2 separate regions of the Homo sapiens genome follow, and region 2 is linked to region 1. A link is a loop called in an ENCODE intact Hi-C map of the cell type or tissue named here. Cell type or tissue: HCT116. All regions are shown on one strand. Links, peaks and the distances in the headings refer to the core of each region. The heading gives the core; the rest is flanking DNA.

Region 1 (10,910 bases), core at 1,450-9,449:
CTTCCTGACCTCCAGCTTGAGCCAAGTGCCCTTCCTCAGGGCTCTCACAACATCACATCCAAAACCCAGCACATGAGGGCTCCATGACTTAGTTGATATGTATTAGATGAACTACATTTAATTGATTAAACCATGTTAGATGACATCTTGAAGTCCTTTCCAGTACTATGATATTACAACAGATATTTCTGTTTTGGTAACAATTTTATTGAGATATAATACGCATACCATGTAATTCACCCTTTTGAAGTATACAATGAAGACTGGCTTTTAGTATACTCACGGCGTTAGCTGTCACCACAACAATTTTAGAGCATTTCATTGCCCCCCTCCCCAAATGCTTCTACCATTTAGCAGTTTCTCCCTCGTTCTTCACAGTCTCTCCAGCCCTGTGCAGCCCTAATCTACTGTCTGTCTCTATGGAGTTGCTTCTCATGGACATTTCATATAAATAGAATCATATAATATATGGTCTTTTGTGTCTAGTTTATTTCACTTAGCATAATGTTTTCAAGATCCAGCTATCTCATAGCATATATCAGTACCTCATTTTTTTTTGCCAGAGAATATTCCATTGTATGGATACGCCACATTTTATTTATCTCTTCATCAGTTGATGGACTTTCAGGTGGTTTTCAATGTTTGGGTATTGCAAATAATGCTATTATGAATATTCTCATACAAGTTTTTATGTGAATATATGTTTCATTTCTCTTGTCTATATACCTAAGAGTAGAATTACTGGGTCATATTGAAATTCCGTGTTTAGGCCATGCGCGATGGCTCACACCTGTAATCCCAGCACTTCGGGAGGCCCAGGCGGGCGGATCGAGACCATCCTGGCTAACATGGTGAAACCCCGTCTCTCCTAAAAATACAACAAATTAGCTGGGCGTGGTAGTGGGCGCCGGTAGTCCCAGCTACTTGGGAGGCTGAGGCAGGAGAATGTCGTGAACCTGGGAGGTGAAGCTTGCAGTGAGCCGAGATAGCACTGCCGCACTCCAGCCTAGGTGACAGAGTGAGACTCCATCTTAAAAAAAAAAAAAAAAAAAAAGAAAGAAAGAAATTCCATGTTTAAACTTTTGAGGAACTGCCAGACTACAGCAGGTATATTTTTCTGTTACCCAAATGAAACTGTGGATACCTGAGTGAAACTTAAGTTGCTTTTTAAGACCAGGCCTCACTATGTTGCCCAGGCTGGTCTCACCACAACTCCTGGCCTTGATCCTCCCACCTCAGCCTCCCCGGTGGCTGAGACCACAGGCATGCGCCACCGCACCCAGCCCATTTTTCTTTACAGAAGGTTTGTGCTGCAGTTGGCTGGTGATCCTGGTAGGGATAACTTTTCAGGTTAGCTGGTCCTCTGAAGGGCCACCGTGCATAGCAAACCACTGCCCAGCTGATTGCAAAGAGCCCCTTTCAAAAGCAAGCCCATGCCCTTGGCACTTTAGGTGGGATTTGCTTCTAAATAAAGTCGTAGTCATTGTCCTCTTCATTCATCATCCATTCCCCAGCTACATCTTTAAAAATTAGTCTATTTATAAGAAATGTGGGCCATTATTTGTACTTTGTTCATAAAAAATATTTAAAGTGAAAATGAAAGATATTTCATGAGATTTGTTTTTGTCATTTTCTCAAATACTGTATATCTTTAAAATCTTTTCAACTAATAAAAATTAATATATTTAAAATAGAATGTGGTTCTCAAATTTATTTTGTCATCCAATTATATGATAAACCTACTGGCTATCATATGTTTGAATATTTATATATGTACAATAGCTACAGGTTGTACTTTATGACTTTTTTTGTTTTTTGTTTGTTTTGTTTTGTTTTGAGACACGGTCTTGCTGTGTTACGCAAGCTGGAGTGCAGTGGCATAATCATGGCTCATTGCAGCTGTGATCTCCAGGGCTCAAGTGATCCTCCCACCTCAGCCTCCCCAGTAGCCAGAACTACAAACGCACCACTGTGCCTGGTAAATTTTTTTTATTTTGATTTTTTTTTTTTTGTAGAGACAGTGTCTCACTATGTTGCCCAAACTGGTCTCAAACTCCTAATCTCAAGTGATCCTTCTGCCTTGGCCTCTCAAAGCTCTGGGATTGCAGGTATGAGCCACTGTGCCCAGCTTGTCTGGATGACTTTTATAAAACAAAATAACATCTAAGTCTCTAATTATACCCATATCAATATATCCTGCATAATCTTTCAAAAGTTTAGCCTCCACCAGGTCATTACCCTGTTCAAAGGCCTGCAGTGCCTCTGGGGTAAAGGACAGACTCTCTGAGGACAGACTCCCAGGCGTCCTCATGATCTGGCCCCTCTGCATCTCAGTCTTTTCTCCCTGTGCCACACCCTCCTGAACTGTTCTGGGCACCCTGTTCTACTCACCCTCACCTGAACACACCTTCCTGAGCCTCTGCCCCAAGAATGCTTCCCCCTCCTGTTATACAGTTATGATTCACCTTCCAAAGTCCAGGCCAATGCTAATCCCTTCTATGAAGCCTTCCTCCCTCCTCTGAGCATCTATAGCACTTATTTTTGCCATATGTTGTTGAAAGTGCATTTATAGATATGTTATCGTTTTCCAGTAAGTTATAAGTTCCTGGAGACAGGATGATACCACACCCTTTGCCCCATATCCATAGTTTTTACCCTACTGCTGGTCTGAAAAATTATGATTTTACTAAAATATAATTTCGATTTGTTGGAAGTTTAACAAAAGCTACGTTTTAGGTAGTATCTATCTATATGGTTTATTGTAAATAACATTTCCTTTTAATTCAGTAATTTCCCACGTTCATGTGGTTCAGTGCTTAGCTTTTGGACTTCTTATTGGATAGGTTAAATTTATAACCAATCTTTATTAAATGCCTCCTCTGGGCAAGGTATGGAAATATGATCATTCAGACAAGGCATTGACTCTTACGTCATTTGCCTTCTAGAAATCCAAAGTTTCACGATTATGTTATAAAGGCTGCTGTTCAAATCACTAGGACATGTAGACGTGGTGATAGTATAGATCAAACTAAGGAAGGGGGCTGGGCATGGTGGCTCACACCTGTAATCCCAGCACTTTGAAAGGCCGAAGCAGGTGGATCACCTGAGGTCAGGGGTTCAAGACGAGCCTGGCCAACACAGTGAAACCCCGTCTCTACTAAAAATATTTTAAAAATTAGCCTGGCATGGTGGACGGCGCCTGTAATCCCAGCTACTCCGGAGGCTGAGGCAGGAGAATTGCTTGAACCTGGGAGGTGGAGGTTGCAGTGAGCTGAGATCATGCCACTGCACTCCAGCCTGGGCACAGAGTGAGACTCTGTCTCAAAATAAAAATAAAAATACAAAAATTAGAGCCGAGCATGGTGGCTTGCACCTGCAATCCCAGCACTTTGGAAAGCCAAGGCGGGTGGATCACCTGAGGTCAGGAGTTCGAGATCAGACTGGCCAATATGGTGAAACCCCATCTCTACTAAAAATACAAAAATTAGCCAGGCGTGGTGGCACGCGCCTGTAGTCCCAGCTGCTCGGGAGGCTGAGGCATGAGAATCACTTGAACCCGGGAAGTGGAGGTTGCAGTGAACCAAGATCGAGACACTGCACTCCAGCCTGGGCGATAGAGCGAGACTCAGTCTCAAAAAAAAAAAAAAAAAAAAAAAATTAGCTGGGTTTGGTGGCTCGCGCTTGTAATCCCAGCTACTTGGTAGGCTGAGGCAGGAGAATGGCTTGAACATGGGAGGCGGAGGTTGCAGTGAGCGGAGATCACGCCATTGCACTCCAGCCTGGGCGACAGTGAGACTCTGTCTCAAAACAAACAAACAAAAAAACAAAACAAAAACTAGGGAATGGGACCTTGAGTTTCATGGACCCTTGGGTACAGCAGGTTAGCTCTGAGAAGTGGCAGAGAGGTAGACATTCTCTTCTCCCTTTTGCCCCTTTATGATCCTCTACACTGTGTTGCAATATTCCTCTGCTACTGTGTCCACACCTTCCATTTTCCAAAATATGTATTCTGTTTCCCTTCAGTTCAGCAGACATATATTAAGCACCCACTATTTCAAAGGCATAGTAGAAAGCACTGGTTTCCTGATTCATCAATTAATGCTACATATTATTATAACGTATAATATAGATGTATATAGTCTATAATAATATATGGATTTCTATATGTATATTTTTATAAGCAGAGTAGAGTAGCAACTTAGTGAGGTTCTAAAGTAAATATGTTACATGAACCCCAGAGAAAGTAAAAGTACTCTTAAGAAGTCCTGGCCGGGCGCAGTGGCTCACACCTGTAATCCCAGCACTTTGGAAGGCCGAGGCAGGCAGGCGGATCACCTGAGGTCAGGAGTTGAGACCAGCCTGGCAAACATGGTGAAACCCTGTCTCTACCAAAAAAAAATTACAAAAATTAGCCGGGCATGGTAGCGTGCGCCTGTAATCCCAGCTACTCAGGAGGCTGAGGCAGGAGAATCACCTGAACCCGGGAAGCAGAGGTTGCAGTGAGCCGAGATCGTGCCACTGCACTCCAGCCTGAGCAACACAGCGAGACTCCGTCTCAAAAAAAAAAAAAGTTCTTAAACAGCCTATAAAAGCACGCCATAAAAGGTACGAAGGACGTGAGGCCACCTCAGGAAACAGCCAGCTCGCGACTGCACAGGAGACTCATTCTGGGGTTAACGCTTCTCAAGAGTGAAATTGATGAGTCTTTGCTGTGTATATGCATTTAAGTGTGTGTGCCTGTGCTTTTTTCTAGGGCAAACAAAATTATAAGGATGTGCGCACCAAATACAATAAATCACGGTCTCTTTCTCCTTTCCCGGTTCTAATTGCCCCAATAAACCCGCTCTCCACTCTCCAGCCTGCCACATTCCCCGCTGTTCGGTCTTTGAATGGTCGATGCGTAATGTCACGGTTCTAAGCTGCCACCTTGTGGCCATCCCACGTGTGTGTTTTAAGCAGCCTCTTCAATGTGCCGCTTGCCTAGCTCTACTTGTAATTTGATGCGGTTCCTTTTGCTTTCTGCGTTTTGTGCTTCCTTCCCCCAGAGCTGCTAGTTGTCCTGTCGTAGATTCACGAAACTGGATTACAATACTTGACATCATTCAGGATAACAAGTATACCAAGAGCTTAAAATTATGGCAGAGTTGCACATTGCTTTGAACTCTAGTAGACACCATTATATTTTTCTCCCAAAATACTTTGTAATATTTATTTTAAATCCCCAGTATCCGAAAAGCAACAACGAATTCCTTTCCCAAGCATTTATTGAGCACCTATTAGCCACTGCCTTTGGGAGTTCCCAGCCTCATGAGGCGACATGTGGGGCCATGTGGCAATTGCAAATAATGCAGGTGGACCGCTGTACAGGGGGGCCTGGGAAATCACTCTAGAATCTCTCTGAAGGGGTCAGCAATGCCTTCACAGAAGAGTCCAGGCTGAAGCTTAAGCCTGCAGGTCAGAGGGCCAAGCTTGGAGACAGGTTAGACATCCCAGACAGAAGGAAAAGCAGCACTATTTTGGTGAGGAAGTGCACGCATCATTCTGGGACTTGATCCCCAGAGCTTTGCCAGCCCAAACAGCACTCCAGGTGCTTTGAAGAATGTATTTATGCCAGGCACAATGGCTCACACCTGCAATCCCAGTGCTTTGGGAGGCCAAGGCAGGAAGATCACTTGAGCCCAGGAGTTTGAGACCAGCCTAGGCAGCATAGTAAGACCCTGTCTCTACTACAAATTTTAAAAATTGGCCAGTCATAGTAGCACATTCCTGTAGTCTCAGCTACTTGGGAGGCTGAGGTGGGAGGATGGCTGGAGCCCAGGAGTTTGAGGCTGCCATGAGCTATGAATGAGCCACTGCACTCCAGCCTGAGCAATAGAGTGGGACTCTGTTTCAATTTTTTTAAAATAATGTATTTAAACATTCTTAAGAGAACTCCTCCCTTTTTACCCAAATAAAATATACTGAACCATAAGGGCTTTCTGAATCAGTTTGACCAACCACTGCTATTACCCAATATTTGTGCTCTCTTCCCTTAATAGTTTTTCCATTTCACAATTACTTATTCTAAAGCAATACTAGGTCTTTTCACAGCCTGTTCACTCTTGAAACTGGACTGCAAACTGGCTGACACTGATGTCCCCAAGAAGCCACTGAAAAAATGGACTTTTGGTACCTAGTAGCAGAGGAAAGAGAGAGGAGAAGAAAGCTCTTGTTTTCTCTTGTCTCAACAGTACATGCCCACAGATTAGCTCAGAGATGGATAACTCATGGGCAGCAAACCCGAGCCTTAGACACTATAAGGGGGCCACACCTTGTGGCAAATGTTATCTGTATAGTAATAACATCCCACAAAAATAAGAAATATGGCTCAAATGTATCTAAAGGTTGGGTGATTAATAAATTAGAAATCTATTTAGAGTTGTTAGCGGATTCATAGGACTGTGTATTTCCCCAATCGTTAAAAATCGGCTACTCTGAGCCTTCCACAGAAGACAATTAAAAAATCGGCTACTCATCATGTAGAGAGGTCTGAGAAATATTGTGAGGTTCAAAATTTTACCATGCTGGACAAGACAAGAAGCACTAGTTTAGTTTTGTACAACACTTTTGTCTAGTTAATGCCTACTCTTCCCTCAGATCTGGCTTTAACTGGAATCTTTTCTGTGACCTCCCTGACGTAACCAAATTCTGCTATTATATGCTCTCATAGCATCATAGCACTTAACACACTTGGAGTTTTAGAGTTGTGAGCCATATTTCTTATTTTTATGGGATGTTGTTACTATACAGATAACATTTGCCACAAGGTGTGGCCCTCTTATAGTGTCTAAGGCTCCTAAGGGTTTGTGAGTGTGGATATAGAATATCTCTCTCCCACTACTGTAAAACATCATACGGGCAGGCCTTATGTCTTCCTGATCAATATTGTCTGTCCAGGGTTCAGCACAGTTTCTAGCACACACTAATAACTCACTCAATGAATAAGTACAATAAGCTAAAAGTTCCTGTGTCCCAGTCCTAGGAGATAAATCCAGGGATGACATGTCAAAGTAAACCATCTAAAGGTCTTGGTGGCTGGTAGCTATCTCTAGAGACCTAGACCCAGAAGTAGGTCTCCTAGGAGAGGAGACCCAGATATGTAGAGGAAGGGGAATGTGGAGCTCATAAATGTATCCTGCCTAACAGCCAAAGTCAGGGGCAATTCCACCTTTTATGGACAGTTCTCAGTGTTAAGAAAGAGCATTAGATTGGCCGGGCGCGGTGGCTCACACCTGTAATCTCAGCACTTTGGGAGGCCAAGGCGGGCGGATCACGAGGTCAGGAGATCGAGACCATCCTGGCTAACACAGTGAAACCCCGTCTCTACTAAAAATACAAAAAATTAGCCGGGCGTGGTGGCGGGTGCCTGTAGTCCCAGCTACTCAAGAGGCTGAGGTAGGAGAATGGTGTTAACCCAGGAGGTGGAGCTTGCAGTTAGCCGAGATTGCACCACTGCACCCCAGCCTGGGCGACAGAGTGAGACTCCGTCTCAAAAAAAAAAAAAAAAAAAAAGGCCTTAGATTAGGGTTCAAGTTCTGGATCTACCTACCATCAACCTGGCATACAACCTTGGATTAGACATCTAACCTCATCAACCATGAATCAGATTCTTAATCTGTAAAATGGGGATGATGTCTGCCCTATCTACATCATCATTGTGAAAAACAAGCAAAATCATGGACCCTAAAGTACAGTGAAATTATAGAGTATTCGAGAAATATAAGGGTGGCATTTTTTTCTAAATACAATAAGTCCTCAATGTCATCAATAGGTGCTTGGAAACTGCAACTTTAAGCAAAACAAAACCAATTTTACCATAGGCTAATTGGTATAAACAAGAGTTTAGTTTCTTGTGGCATTTTTCTGGTCACAGAAACATCACCAAACTTCTAAATAAAGACACAAAACACTTCTAATATTAAACATTGAAATAAATGTGAGCTATATATACCTTTAAGAAATATTAATAAAAACAAGTAGCATAATTACCCAATTTTTGGTGAATCAGTGAGTGATGGGGGTTGCAATAGTGGTGGATTAAATCAAGGAATAAATGTTCGCAAAGCAAAAAATATCAGAGTACTTCCTACCACTATGCAGCTCAAAAACAATCACAGACATGGCAGGCTCAATAAGCACTTTTGTCCTGCATCATTTATTTTCATGCATGTATTAGTGTGTTCTCACACTGCCATAAAGAACTGTCCAAGACTGGGCAATATATAAAGGAAAGAGGTTTACTTGACACACAGTTCTGCAGGGCTGTGGAGGCCTCAGGAAATTTACAATCATAGCAGAAGGGGAAGCAAACATGTCCTTCTGCACAGGGCGGCAGGAAGAAGTGCCAAACAAAGGGGGAGGCCCCTTACAAAACCATCAGATCTCATGAGAACTCACTCACTATCACGAGAACAGGATGGGAGAACTGCTCCCATGATTTAATTATCTCCACCTGGTCCTGTCCTTGACGCATAGGGATTGTTACAATTCAAGGTCAGATTTAGGTGGGGACACAGCCACATAATATCAATGTATTTATATGATTTTCATATATTTTGTGAAGTTTTATTTTACCATCATATGTATTCATACCTTTATTCATTTTCTAACCCACTTATTTCAGTTCAGGCTCACAGATGGCTGGATTCTCTTCCAGAAGCTCAGGGTGCAAGGTGGGAAATGACCCTGGAGAGAATGTAATTCCATTACAGGACACGCTCACAGACACCCACATACTCACTCCAACTGGGACCATGTAGACACACCAATTAACCTAATGTGTACAGCTTTGAGATTTCGGAGGAAACTGGAATATCCAAAGAAAACCCACTCAGACATGAGGAGGATGTACAAACCCCACACAGACAGTAGTCCCCATTGGGAATCAGTTTTTTCTTTCTTTCTTTCTTTCTTTTTTTTTTTTTTTTTTTTTTTTGAGACGGAGTCTCACTCTGTCACCCAGGCTGGAGTGCAATGGAGCGATCTCGGCTCACCACAACCTCCACCTCCCGGGTTCAAGCAATTCTCCTCCCTCAGCCTCCCAAGTAGCTGGGATTACAGGCATCTGCCACCACACATGCCTAATTTTAGTATTTTTAGTAGACACGGGGTTTCCATGTTGGTCAGGCTGGTCTCAAACTCCTCAGGTGATCCACCCTCTTCGGCCTCCCAAAGTGCTGGAATTACAGGCAGTTTTTCCACATTACAACGAAACCATGTTGAACAAAGTCATGTTATTTGAGGCCCTGCTGTGCTGCTTTTTTATGATTCTCCTCTTCAGCTTCTCCTAATTTATAAAATATGATTTATCTTTTCTTTTTAAACCTTCAGTTTTTTCCCATTTCTTTTTTTTTTTTTTTTTTTTTTTTTTTTTGGCTGCACAATCACGGCTCACTGCAGCCTCAACCTCCTGGGCTCGAGCAATCCTCCCACTTTTGCCTCCCAAGTAGCTAGGACTACAGGTGCACACCACCACACCTGGCTAATTTTTAAAAATTTTGTAGAGACAGGGCCTTGCCATGTTTCCCAGGCTGCTTAAGTTTCTATAGTTTTTCTGGATATTTGTCTATCTGTTAACTTTCATTGATTATGCATCCTAATAATTACCTAAAATAAACCCAATTTCTCAAAGGCCCCATAAAGACTATTTATCTTAATGTCCTAGTAGCTCAGTGGAACGAGAGCCAATATCATTTCTTCCTACTGTCACAAAGCAGATCAACAAACACTTATTGATTACCCCACTACATGTTAAATGTTAGTTAATATCAAATGAGTAATACAACAATCACATTTTCAAAAATTTCACAGCCGGGAGACTTCTGGTTTCAAAATGACAGTGTAGAGGTAAGCTGGTTTCACTCTCCCCCCGTAGAATACCAAAAAGTATATATACAGCACTGAGATTTTCACCAGCAACAATCCAGAGCTCAGATCTGAGGATGAGACAGTTTTCAGGGCCTTAGAGAAATGGAAAACCTCTGAGCAGACAATAGGAGAAATGGATTTCTACATCTGTAATGACCCTCACCCCGATTCTGCCCTGTACCAAGTATGTGAAAAATCTCTCCCAAACTCAGTTTCTACAATAGAAAAAGTGAAACTGAGGTGGTCAACCAGCTTCCCCACTTTCTTGGGTTCCCTGGCAGGAACCCTGTCCTTGCTTTAACCTGTGGGAAGCATTGTGACTGCCTGATGGCAGAAATATCCCTGAGAACAGGAAGAGACAAAGTGGGGAGACAGGACTACCATCTCCAGCCCTAGGACCTCTGCTCTGTAACTCAGCCAAAGAAGATGCTAAATCAGAGTGGCCGTTCAGCAGCACCACACTGTAGGAAGTAAGTCCCACAGGTCTCCTGGGCATGAACCTCTAGCCAGCCTTCTGACACAGTCAGGATAATCCCTCTGGGACCTCCTCCATTTAGGACCAGGAGCACTCTGAGCATTAACTAAGGCTGAGGCAAACCTGGGCTTAAGGTGTCACCTAAAGCTGAAAAGGAAGCAATGACGTGCAGGCAAAGATGTGCTAAGCAAATATATTCAATTAAAAAAACAAAACAAGACTGAGAAAACTAGGATAAATAATCATCCAATGCAAAGACCTAGACATCCACAAGAAACAGCATGGAACCATGACCTCTCCAAAAGGATAAAGCAAAAATCCAGTAACTGACCCTAACAAGACAGCAATTTGTGAGCTCTCTGACCAATAATTCAAAACAGTAGTTTAAGGAAACTCAGTGATCTCCAAGATCACACAGAAAAGCATTTCAGAAATTTATCAGAGAAATTTAACAAAGAGATTGTAATTAAAAAATAGAAATATTGGAATGGAGAAGTACATTTAAAGGGAGAAGAACCCTTTAAAGGCT
Region 2 (10,910 bases), core at 1,043-9,042, 770 kb before region 1:
AGTGTCAACTTTGTAGAAGCTGTCTCTGTGGTTGCCTATTTTAAAATCACATTTGAAGTCAAAGAACCTAAACCTTGCTGCCTTCTGAAAATCATCTAGACAAAAAATCTGTTTCCATTAATGACTTGCAAATCTCTATCATTATAGTGGTAGCTCTCTCATAAGATGGCTCTTGATAGAAGATGCACTATATTTTATCAAATTTTCTTTAGTTCTTGGATGATTTCTTTTTATAAACATTTAAAAATTTTTTAACTCTGCATGCCGAAATGGAAATCTGTATATCTAGAGTACTTCCGAGGAAAATACATACTAGATGACTTTGTCATTAAAAAGACATAAAACCCAGAATTGTCATAAAGTGACATTTCAATATTTTCTATGATGAAAAAAAAATAGACACATCAATAGATTGGTTATTTTAGGACTTCCAATCCGGTACTAAGGAAATTAGACAGTAGATTAGTAGCCTGACTCCACATCTGTCTTTCAATTTACTGAAGTCACTTCAGTAGCATCCCTCTTGACAGAATAAAACTGAGCAGAGGAGGTCTGGGCAGGAACCTGCAGGTGTGATAGTGATGCCATTGCTCACCTGTCAACCGTCTTTCAGGCCGGGCATTTCCTGAATAGATAGATTACATTGAAACAATGTGGGTTGCCTTCTTAAAGCCTATCAAATAGAGAGTTGCCCTATACATTAAGGATTAAATTTAAAGAAATAGGTCTGAAGGATTTCTCCCCTATAATATTTAATAAATTTGTTCTTGAATATGCAATAAGACATTAAAATTCAAGGCAATGTTGATCTTACCCCCACCTCTTAATCCCCGTAAGACTTTGAGATTAGTAGTATTCTTTCTGATTTTGCTCCTAATCCGGTGGAACTATATAGGAAGATTCTGTGTACTATCCATGGAGCAAATATGTAACAGATTGTTCTGTACAACATGTCACAAACCACATAACAAAAACCTCAACTACAGGCATCAGGTTTCTAACAGCGCCAATACCTGACCTAAGAGACCAGTCACACTGAAAACTTCTGTTTGTAAGGATGAAACTTGTGAGGTATAATCAGGCCCATTCCAATGAAAGGTCAGGATATATGAGAAAGGAAAGGAGAAAGAAGTCAGTCGGGAAGCATCAGAGACGAATTATTTCACGCCCTCAGGGCTATCACAACAAAATTCAGAAAGCTGAAGAGCAAACTTTAAATAACACTGGTAGAAAACATAATTATAGAAAGAAGTTGCCTCCCTACTTTGAACGGAAGAGCTCTGACATCAAATGCCTGCTGGGGATCATAATTTAATCATTACAATAGAAAGAGTTGTTTAAGAATGACTGACTGGCATTGAGAAACAAAAGATAGATGGCAAGGGTGACTTCAGAGCTGCAATTCTCCCACACCACAAGAGCATTGAACAATATCTCAGCCTGGTCCTGCTTGGAGCCTCTTCTTGGGCTTCTATATTCTTAGTCACTCACTGTCGTCTGTATTCCACCATTATTCAATAGTGATCCACAGCAAAACTGAAATGGGTATTTCCTTAAATTTGGGCTTTTAAACTAATTGCTGTGGGTTCTTTCCGGCTGCCACTGCCTACAACAGACGAGCTCTCCTTTAACTGTATTTTTACAGCTGAAATGATCTCTGTGACTGATTTACTTCTGCACAAATCTGTGCCAGACAAAAATTTAGAGAAGTGTCTCTTTTCTTACCCTGCTTTACACTACATTGGTAGTGTGCATTATATAAAACATTTTGGCATTTTGGCAGAAAGATAACAACATGTAAAATGAGGAGGGAGGAATTACTCTACAAAAATCATTGTTCTGTGTTACAGTATTAGATAATTTTTGGTGTTTCATGTCCTTTTTGAGGAAATTAAATGAGGTAAGTAATGTAGGTGCTATGACACAGCATTTATAGAACATACATAATTTTGGAGGGATTTTTAGATAAGATTATGTCTCTACATATGACCTACAAAAATTAATACTCTATAGTGTCTTAGTCTGTTTTGTGCTGCTATAAAGGAATACCTGAGGCTGGGTCATTGATAAATAAAAGAGGTTTATTTGACTCATGGCTCTGCAGGCTGTAGAAGAAGCATCGTGCTGGCATCTGCTTAGCTTCTGGTAAAAGATTCAGGCTTCCACTCATGGTGGAAGGTGAAGGGGAGCTTGCATGTGCAGAGATCACATGGCAACAGAGGGAGCAAGAGAAAAGCAGGAAAGCACCAGGCTCTTTTTAACCAGCTTTCATGGGAACTAACAGTGTAAGAACTCACACATGCCACAGAGAGGGCTTTAATCTATTCATGAGGAATCCAACCTCATGACCCAAACACTTCCCATTAGGCCCCACCTCCAACATTAGGAACAAATTTCAACATAAGGTTTAAGGGCCACACATCCAAACTAAAACAGTAAGAAAACATTATTTAAAAGAGGTTAAAAATTAGGCAGAAGGAAAATAAGGAATCAAATAAGCCAAGGAGGGAAGTTGGTACAAAATACATCCATGAAGCCTTCTATATTTGCAAGTAATGACTGCAAGTTAGGCTCTGAGCTTTCTAATAGCCAACATAAGAAACAACTCTTGCAATAGTTTGGTCACTCTATGTTAGTAATCCTGGGCATAAGTATGTAGAGAAATGTAGAACATTTTATTTTATTTAACATTCAACTATAATTTTTATGTTCAGCTCTCTATACTCAATATTGGCCATACTCTGTCTCTGGCAGAAATGGAAGAGTTTGAACATTCATTGCAAGAAGAATGAATATATATCTTGTGTCAAAATTTGACTGATAATAATAAAATAATAAACTCCAAATTTCTCCTTGAAATCCTTTAGCAGAAATAACTGCTATAGTCACATGGAAAATCTTCGAATGTCACCCATCTGTGATTATATAACTAACCATAGATCCCATCCAGGCCTTTGCAGAAGACTGTCTTTATTGATTTACTAAATACGGTCATTTGTTTGTTTGTATTCATTGTTATGTGATGAATCCAGAATGATCCTATTGGTATTCAGCACCAAGCAGCTGCTGAAATTTCCCAAATCTTGTTATTCCAGTTATAACTTTTAATGTATTTTATTATATGTGATAATACCTATTGGGCAGATTTTTATTTTAAGGTTTTTCTCTTCCTAAGCATAAGATTATGAGGTATAAAGAATGAAATACCATTTATAGTCTATATGTATGCATTTATCTCCTAGAGTCATGAATTCATAATCTCATTCACATGTAAAATACATATGGTTAAGATGTGAGTAAAAGCTTGGAAGAAGGTTGAAAACAGGTCAGTGATAATGAGAAAAGAAGAAAAAATGTATTGTTTAAGGCATTTAGGGTAATATTTTGTTTCTAATTCTTCATCAAAATCACAAAGCAGTTTCTGAATATGAATGTAATTGTACATGCCTCTTTATTTGTAATAATTTAATTTTGGCATTTTGAATTGAACTACCCATTAAAATATTATCTTCGTTGCTGAAACAAGTCATATAAGGACATTGACATACTTCTTAAGAAATCTGTTCTGAGCCAGAAAAGTATACTTCATTTTAACAAGGCGTTCACAAGTCCATTGCTGTATTCCAAAACAATTCTACTGTGTTGCATTCATACAACTAGCCTATAAATGTACCAATGTCGTTCTGACACATCAAGCATAAATTTGAGTTTGAAAGTCTCACTTGGCTGGGTTTTACAGGTGTCCATATTGTTCTGACTATGATAAGAGGTGACATTTGGGCCATTGTGGATATGCTTGTGCTGTCTCTAGAAAGTGTTCACAATTTCCTTTTGTTCTATTTCAATTTTTGTATCTAGATCATCTTCTTTCACCCAGTAACACATTAATTGTAGCAGCACAGGTTACATAGTCATGTAGATATAGACTGGGTGTTTGCTGGATAAATTATTTCACCCAAGATCTGCAGATTCTGCCCAACCAACATGGCATGGCATTAGAACTGGCTTAATGGTGACTTTTAGAGCTTATGAGAGACTGTGAGAAAACTCAAACAAGAGAGCCGAGTAGCACATACATCACCCACAATCCTCTTCTCTGATTTAGATGGCAACTTCCGGAAGAAAACTTGGGGAATATGCAAAAGAAAACAGCCTATCCAGACAGACCAGCCAAGTGAGCCCTGGTGATTGCGGGAGTGACAGGGATCGCATGCAGATTGACCTCATGTCCAGCTGAGTTACACTGGTATTTTTAGAGTTTTCATCAGGGGAAAAAAAGGAGCAGGAAGGTGACCATATAATTAATTCTCAAGACTGGAACAATTGTGATTATAAAAGGGGATGATACTAATAATTACACTAGGAAAATCAGCATAAACCAGGACTGTCCTAGCCTGGAAAACCTGGAACTCATGATTCCCCCGGATAGCACTAACCCAATTACTTCCTTTCAAAGGTTCATATCTTAATATAGAAAGCCTGGCAAATAAATGCATAATCTCTAGAAATCAGTAAACCGTGAGAAAGGTAAGTTCAAGAGTACATTGGGGAACAGAGTGGGTCCGTGTGATTAATAATATTTGGGGAAATAGTTTAAGTTGCCTATCATTGAAGTATAAATTGATTTAGAATGGGAAACTCTTATCAGCTCAAATGAGAATAGCCTTGGAGGTAAATAATGTGTGGGTAGGAAATGTTTTTACGTGCTCCTCTCAGGATATATGTAGTATTAACTCTTTCTGGCCACTAGGGGACCACTTAGTACTTTGCACATGGCATTCAACTGCTTACATCATTTTGCACATATACTAAGAACAGGAGGCTAATAGCATCAGGGGCCTGTGACATCTCTTGCCTATACCGCACACTCCTGTAATTGATTATATGATATTCTTGTCTAGTTCCTTTAAGTACGTTAGTTTGGTCACTTATAACTCAAGGACTCCTTAGATATGTGTTGAATCTTTGGTGCACCTTGTCAAGTGCCTGGGGAAGAGCTGCACATTCAGTGAGAATGTGACCATTGTTTTTCATTTTTTAAAAATTGAATAACAGTTCTTCCTGGGAACTTCCCTGGCCCTGCACTAAATGTTGAACTCTCACCTCAGGTAATAATTTGAGCCCTGGCGAGAACAACAACAATAAAACTAAGTAAAAATTATCACATGCCTACTAGGTACCAGGCACTATGTATTTATTTACGTGTGTGTGTGTGTGTGTGTGTGTGTGTGTGTGTAGTGTCTAATCCTATAATTTTTTCCAAGAAAACTCTGTTTTCCTCATATTAGAGACGAAAAAACTGAGACTTAGGTTGAATTACTAATGAATTCATATTGATGGGGCAAAGGTATAATTGGATGAGGGGATTGAATTTGAATTACCAACTAATTCATATACTTGGGGGCAGAGATGAAACTTGAATCATTGTCCAAAGTCCATATATTTTTTTCGTGTTCCATAAGCACTAGGGAGAAAAGCCAAATGATCACCTGGTTCTTATCATGACATCAGTGATCTTCCAAGCAGGGACTTGCCACTCCACAAACAGGAAATCTTTCACTGGTATACTTTTTTGCTGTGGACATGGACTCAGTACAGAAAACCCTACTCCAAGCTGTCTGCCACCTAAACATCCATTCATCCTCTAAGGTCAGTTTCTGCATGGAGAATTCAGCATCCTCAATAATTTCTATTAGTGCTCACGAGCAGGCATTTTCTGATGTGGACACCAAACATTTTATCCTATTATTTTATTTTATTATCCTTTTATGTAGTTCTTATAGAAAATTATATATATATATATATATATATATATAGCCACATCCATTGCTGCCACATGCCAATCACTAGAGCATCCTACACAGAAATTCTGGAGCAAGTACATCCACTACCCTCAAGTACTACCACTATCATCCTACTTTTCACACCATATTATTGTTTTTAAAAAATTTAATCTGAGTGCTGTGACAGAACAAAGCCATATCTTATTTATCTCTGAATTCCTAATCCTGAACATACTTACTGGCACATGTTGATCAAGAAATAGAGAAAAAAGTGCCATTCCAGATATCAACTGAGAGTCAATTTCATTTCCGGTGGAAAATCCAATGTGTTCCCAACATTGCTGGGAGGCCTCTAGATGCAGTACCTTCTCGGAAATACTTGCCTGTAACAAATTCTTCTCTGCCCGGCATTGAGCAGCTGCTCCTTTATCTCTGCTCTGAGACTGACCCAAATCGTTTTTCCAGAGAGAAGTTTTATGACACACAGCAACACAAACACAAACAGTGAACACTGAATATTTGGCATCTCCGGGCAGAAAAATCCATCTGCAATGCTGCCATGTTTCCCTGTCATCGCTTTTCTCACCTATTCTCTGTTCATTTTTAATGTAACACAGCTGATCTATTCCTTTTGTTTTCTTTCCTCCTTCTAAGGTATCACCTTCCATTCCAAGGGACTTCTAGAATTATTTTGTAAAGTATATTCTTTGTTAATTCTTAAGATATTAATACAATATAATTTTTAATCACATAATAGAAGCAAGAAAAGAAGGAAGGGAGGAAGGGAGAGAGGGAGGAAAGGTATGGAAGCCACTCAAAACTATCAGCCTCTTACTAAATCATATAAATTTCTGGGGCATTCTCTCTCTCTCTGTCTCTCTCTCTCTGTCTCTCCTCTGTCTCTCTCTCTCTCAAGAGTTTTAATGACATAATTAACATAAAATAAGCAGCATATATCTAAAGTGCACAATTGGATGTTTTGACATCTATATACACTTGTGAAACTATCATCACAATCAACACAATGAGTATATCCATCACACCAACATGTCCCTCAGTTCCTTTATAAACTTATCCAACCTTCTCCATCCTCTACTCCCTACTCTGCCCCATAAAATCACTCACCTGTTTTCTGTCACTATAGATTAGTTGGAATTTCCTATGTTATATAAATGAGATCATATAGTATTTACTCATTCTTGTCTAGCTCTTTTGTCAACATAATTATTTTCAATTCCATTTTATAGATATACCAAAATGCATTTATTTATCCATCTGCTCATGAACATTTGGGTCATTTCTATTTGGGGCTATTATAAATAAGACTGCCATGAACATTTTTGTACAATTATTGGAACGTTTTCATTTATTTTGGGTAAATACCTAAAAGTGGAATGTCTGTATCATATCGTAGGTACTTGTTTAGCTTTTTACAAAACCACCAAACTGTTTTCCTATTGGCTGTACCATTTTACATGTCCCCCAGAAGTGTATGAGAGTTCGAGTCTCTTTACATCCTTGTCTACATGAAGTATGATCAGCCTTTGAAATTTTAAACATTCAAATGGATGTGTAATTGTACTTTGTGTTACTTTTAACCCGCAGTTCTTTAATGAATAATGTTGTTGAACATCTTTTTGTATGTTTATATAACATCCATATGTCTTCTTTGGTGAATTGTCTGTCCAGATCTTTGGGCTTTTTTTTTTTTTTTTTGAGACGGAGTCTCGCTCTGTCGCCCAGGCTGGAGTGCAATGACGCGATCTCGGCTCGCTGCAAGCTCCGCCTCCCGGGTTCACGCCATTCTCCTGCCTCAGCCTCCCCAGCAGCTGGGAGTACAGGCGCCCGCCGCCACGCCCGGCTAATTTTTTGTATTTTTAGTAGAGACGGGGTTTCACCGTGTTAGCCAGGATGGTCTCTATCTCCTGACCTTGTGATCTGCCCGCCTCGGCCTCCCAAAGTGCTGGGATTACAGGCATAAGCCACCGCGCCCGGCCCTCAATTTGTTCTTTTATAGAACCAATCTGTCATATCGAAGAAGACTTTTTTTTAATCATATCTTGGGAGTCTTTGGTCATATCTAAGAAGTCTTCACCTAATCCAAGTCACAAAAATGTTCTTTTTTATTTTCTTCTAGAAGTTTTACAATTTTAAGTTTTTACATTCAGTTATATCATTCATTTGAGTTATTTTTATATATGGTGATAGGTATGGATCAAAGTTATTTTAATATATGAATATTCAAATTTTTGGCACTACTTATTGTTAAGAATATATTTTCTTCATCGAATTGCCTTAACACATTTGTTAAAATTCAGTTGTCTATAGACTCTGTCTTCTGTTCCATTGTTTTATTGTCTGTATGATGCTAATAGCATATTGTCTTAGTAGTACTTTTACAAGTCTTCAAATCAGAAAGTGTTAGCCTATCAACTTTGATCTTTTTCAGAGTTATTCTGGCTATTCTGAGAATTTTGCATTTCCATATAAATATTGAAATCAGCTTGTCAATTTCTATCAGAGAAAAAATCCCTGCTAGGATTTTGATTTGGAACGCATTGAATCTATACATCAGTTTTGGGAAGATTAATATCTAAACAATATTAAGTCTTTTGACCTGCAAAAACAATACATCTTTCCATTTGGTTAGATTTTCTTAAATTTTTCCCAGGAACGTTTCATAGTTTTTGGTGCACAGATCTTTCACACATTTTGTCAAATTTATCCTTAAGTATTTTATGCTTTTTATACTATAACATATGTGATATTTAAAATTTTTAATTTGCAATAGCACATTATTAGTATATATAAATACTTTTGTATTTATACCCTGAAAAATTCACTTAATATTTAGATTTTGTATAAGTTGCATATAATTATTTACATAATCATGTAGAAATGCAAATTAAGAGTTTTACTTCTTTCTTTCCAACTTGGATGACTCTCCTTTCTTTGATTTATTACACAGGCTTGAGTCTTTCATGTAATGTTGAACATAGTGGTAAGAGTGAATATCCTTATCTTCTTCCTAGTTTTAGGAGGAAAGCATTTAATCTTTCACCGTAAATATGATGTTAGCTACAGGTTCTCCATAGATGCTTTTATCAGAATGGGTAAGCTCCTTTCTAATCCTGGTTTGTTTGGAGTTTTTTTTCCTTTGTCAGGAATAGATGTTGGACTTTATCAAATGCTTTTTCTGAATCCAGTGAGAAGATCATAAGGATTTTCTTTTTTGGATTTTCAAATGTTAAACCAACTTTGCATTTCTGAGATCAATGCGATCTGGTCATGATACATTATCTCATATATATATATATGAGATAGATAGATATATATATACCCAGAGAGAGAGAGAGCTGGATTTGACTGTCTAAAACGTGTCTATGCTCATGAAGAATGTTGGTCTATAGTTTTCTTTTCTTGAAATGTCATCCAGAATGTGGTATCAGATTAATTCTGGCCTTATAAAATGAATTGGGAAGTAATTCCTCCACTTTGGAGGAAAAAATACACATACACAGAGAGAGAGAGACAGAGAGAGAGAGAGAGAAAATTCTCATGGAGCTATACAAAATAAATTCAATTCTTCATATTTTAAAACCACTATTTTACATCTTCTTTTTGTTACACAGGTTTCTCATGTGATACGCCCTTCAGAACCTTGACTAGCATTATGCTCCTCATTTTGAGATGTGACAAATGTTTTATTTCCTCATTAAAATGATATTATGAGAAGACAACCCTAGTAATTTTCTTATCACTGCATTGAACAACAGAACCTTCACATCCCTTAATTTTGCCACTTAACTTTTATTAATGCAGCCAAAGATTGCTTTAATACAAACTAAATGCTTCTTCACCATTACTGCCATAAAGCAATGATGTTGTGTTACAACCAAAACCAAAGGAAACCCCAAATGAAAGGACTCTGTCCTTTTATCCCTGAGAGTAAACCTTACTCTGCTCTTACCCAAATAAGTGAGGATTCCTCTTCTTAAACAGACACAAGGGAAGATCTAAGGAGTGAAAACATCTTAGTCCTTTGCTGGTGACTACAGCAAAAACAAACAAGAAAACAAAAATCTATGAGTACCATGAAAACTTTTTGTTGGAAGGTGCTTTACAAGTGCCTAAGAAGCCAAGTTAGTGGCCAAAGAGGAGATCTAGGAATTATGAAAAAATGTGTGGCTAGAGACGAATGGACAACTACAGTTATTGACACCAACAGAACTCTTCTCTTCTGTTTCTATAAATCTTTTGATTCAAGACGATAAGATTTGTTACTTGTACTTTGGCCTAAGTGAATAAAAAAAAAGAAGGACTTGATATGAAAAGAAGCTCTTATCAGTGTCACAATAATATCAGACATACCTTGAGATGACTGATAGTACTGATACTACCTGTCTCCCAACTGCCGTTCTTTGTCCCAATACGACCTGGAGCAACTTAGATGAGGACTTCATGGGTTAGATTTATTTAAAGTATATTGACTTTTTCATAGAAAATGAGTTCTTGTGAAATTTAGCAGGATGATTGATAAATAGTAGGTAATTCATAAATATTTACAACATAAATGAGTAGGTAATTAAGTAAATGCTCACACAGTTCAATAGCAAAATACCAAATAATCCAATTAAAAAATAGTCAAAGGACCTGATGAGACATTTTTTTCCAAAGACATATGAATAACCAACAGGTGTATGAAAAGGTGCTCAACATCACTAATCACAAGAGAAGTGCAAATTAAAACCACAATGTGTTATCACCTCACACCTGTTAGGATGGCTATTACTAAAAAGACAAGAGATAACAAGTATTAGTGATGATGTAGAGAAAAGGGAAACTTTGTACACTATCGGTGATAATGTAAATTGTAACAGCCATCATGGAAAAACTTATAGAGGTTTCTCAAAAAATTGAAAACAGAACTACCATATGCCAGCAATCCTACTTCTGGAGACATATCCAAACACAATGAAATTAGTATCTCAAAGAGATATCTGCATGCCTATGTTCATTGCAGCATTATTCACAACAGCCAAGATATGAAATCAACTGAAGTATACATCAATGGATGAATGGATAAAGACAATGTGAGATATGGATGTAGATATATAACGGAATGTT

The links. Peaks named below come from ENCODE experiments on the same cell type or tissue, not always from the same donor. Only the 100,000 strongest peaks of a DNase experiment are listed, where the experiment ranks them.
Region 2: it touches region 1 in a loop (5-fold over the local background); 7 of 110 quality-filtered maps call a loop at or near these places.

What each region holds. Positions count from the first base shown.
Region 1 is chr18:32,152,225-32,163,134 of GRCh38, reverse strand. No RefSeq gene overlaps it. Among named protein-coding and RNA genes, the nearest start is that of MEP1B, 32 kb to the left of the region's middle. RefSeq lists a silencer at 4,904-4,953. In HCT116, for the core only: a CTCF peak has its summit at 4,923 (motif pointing left); DNase peaks (open chromatin) are centred at 2,454 and 4,924; H3K4me3 peaks cover 358 bases.
Region 2 is chr18:32,924,741-32,935,650 of GRCh38, reverse strand. LOC107985186 (a long non-coding RNA gene) reads right to left here. Exons shown (of 3, transcript XR_001753401.1): 3 at 9,756-9,835. Among named protein-coding and RNA genes, the nearest start is that of KLHL14, 160 kb to the right of the region's middle. In HCT116, for the core only: a CTCF peak has its summit at 4,768; a DNase peak (open chromatin) is centred at 4,760.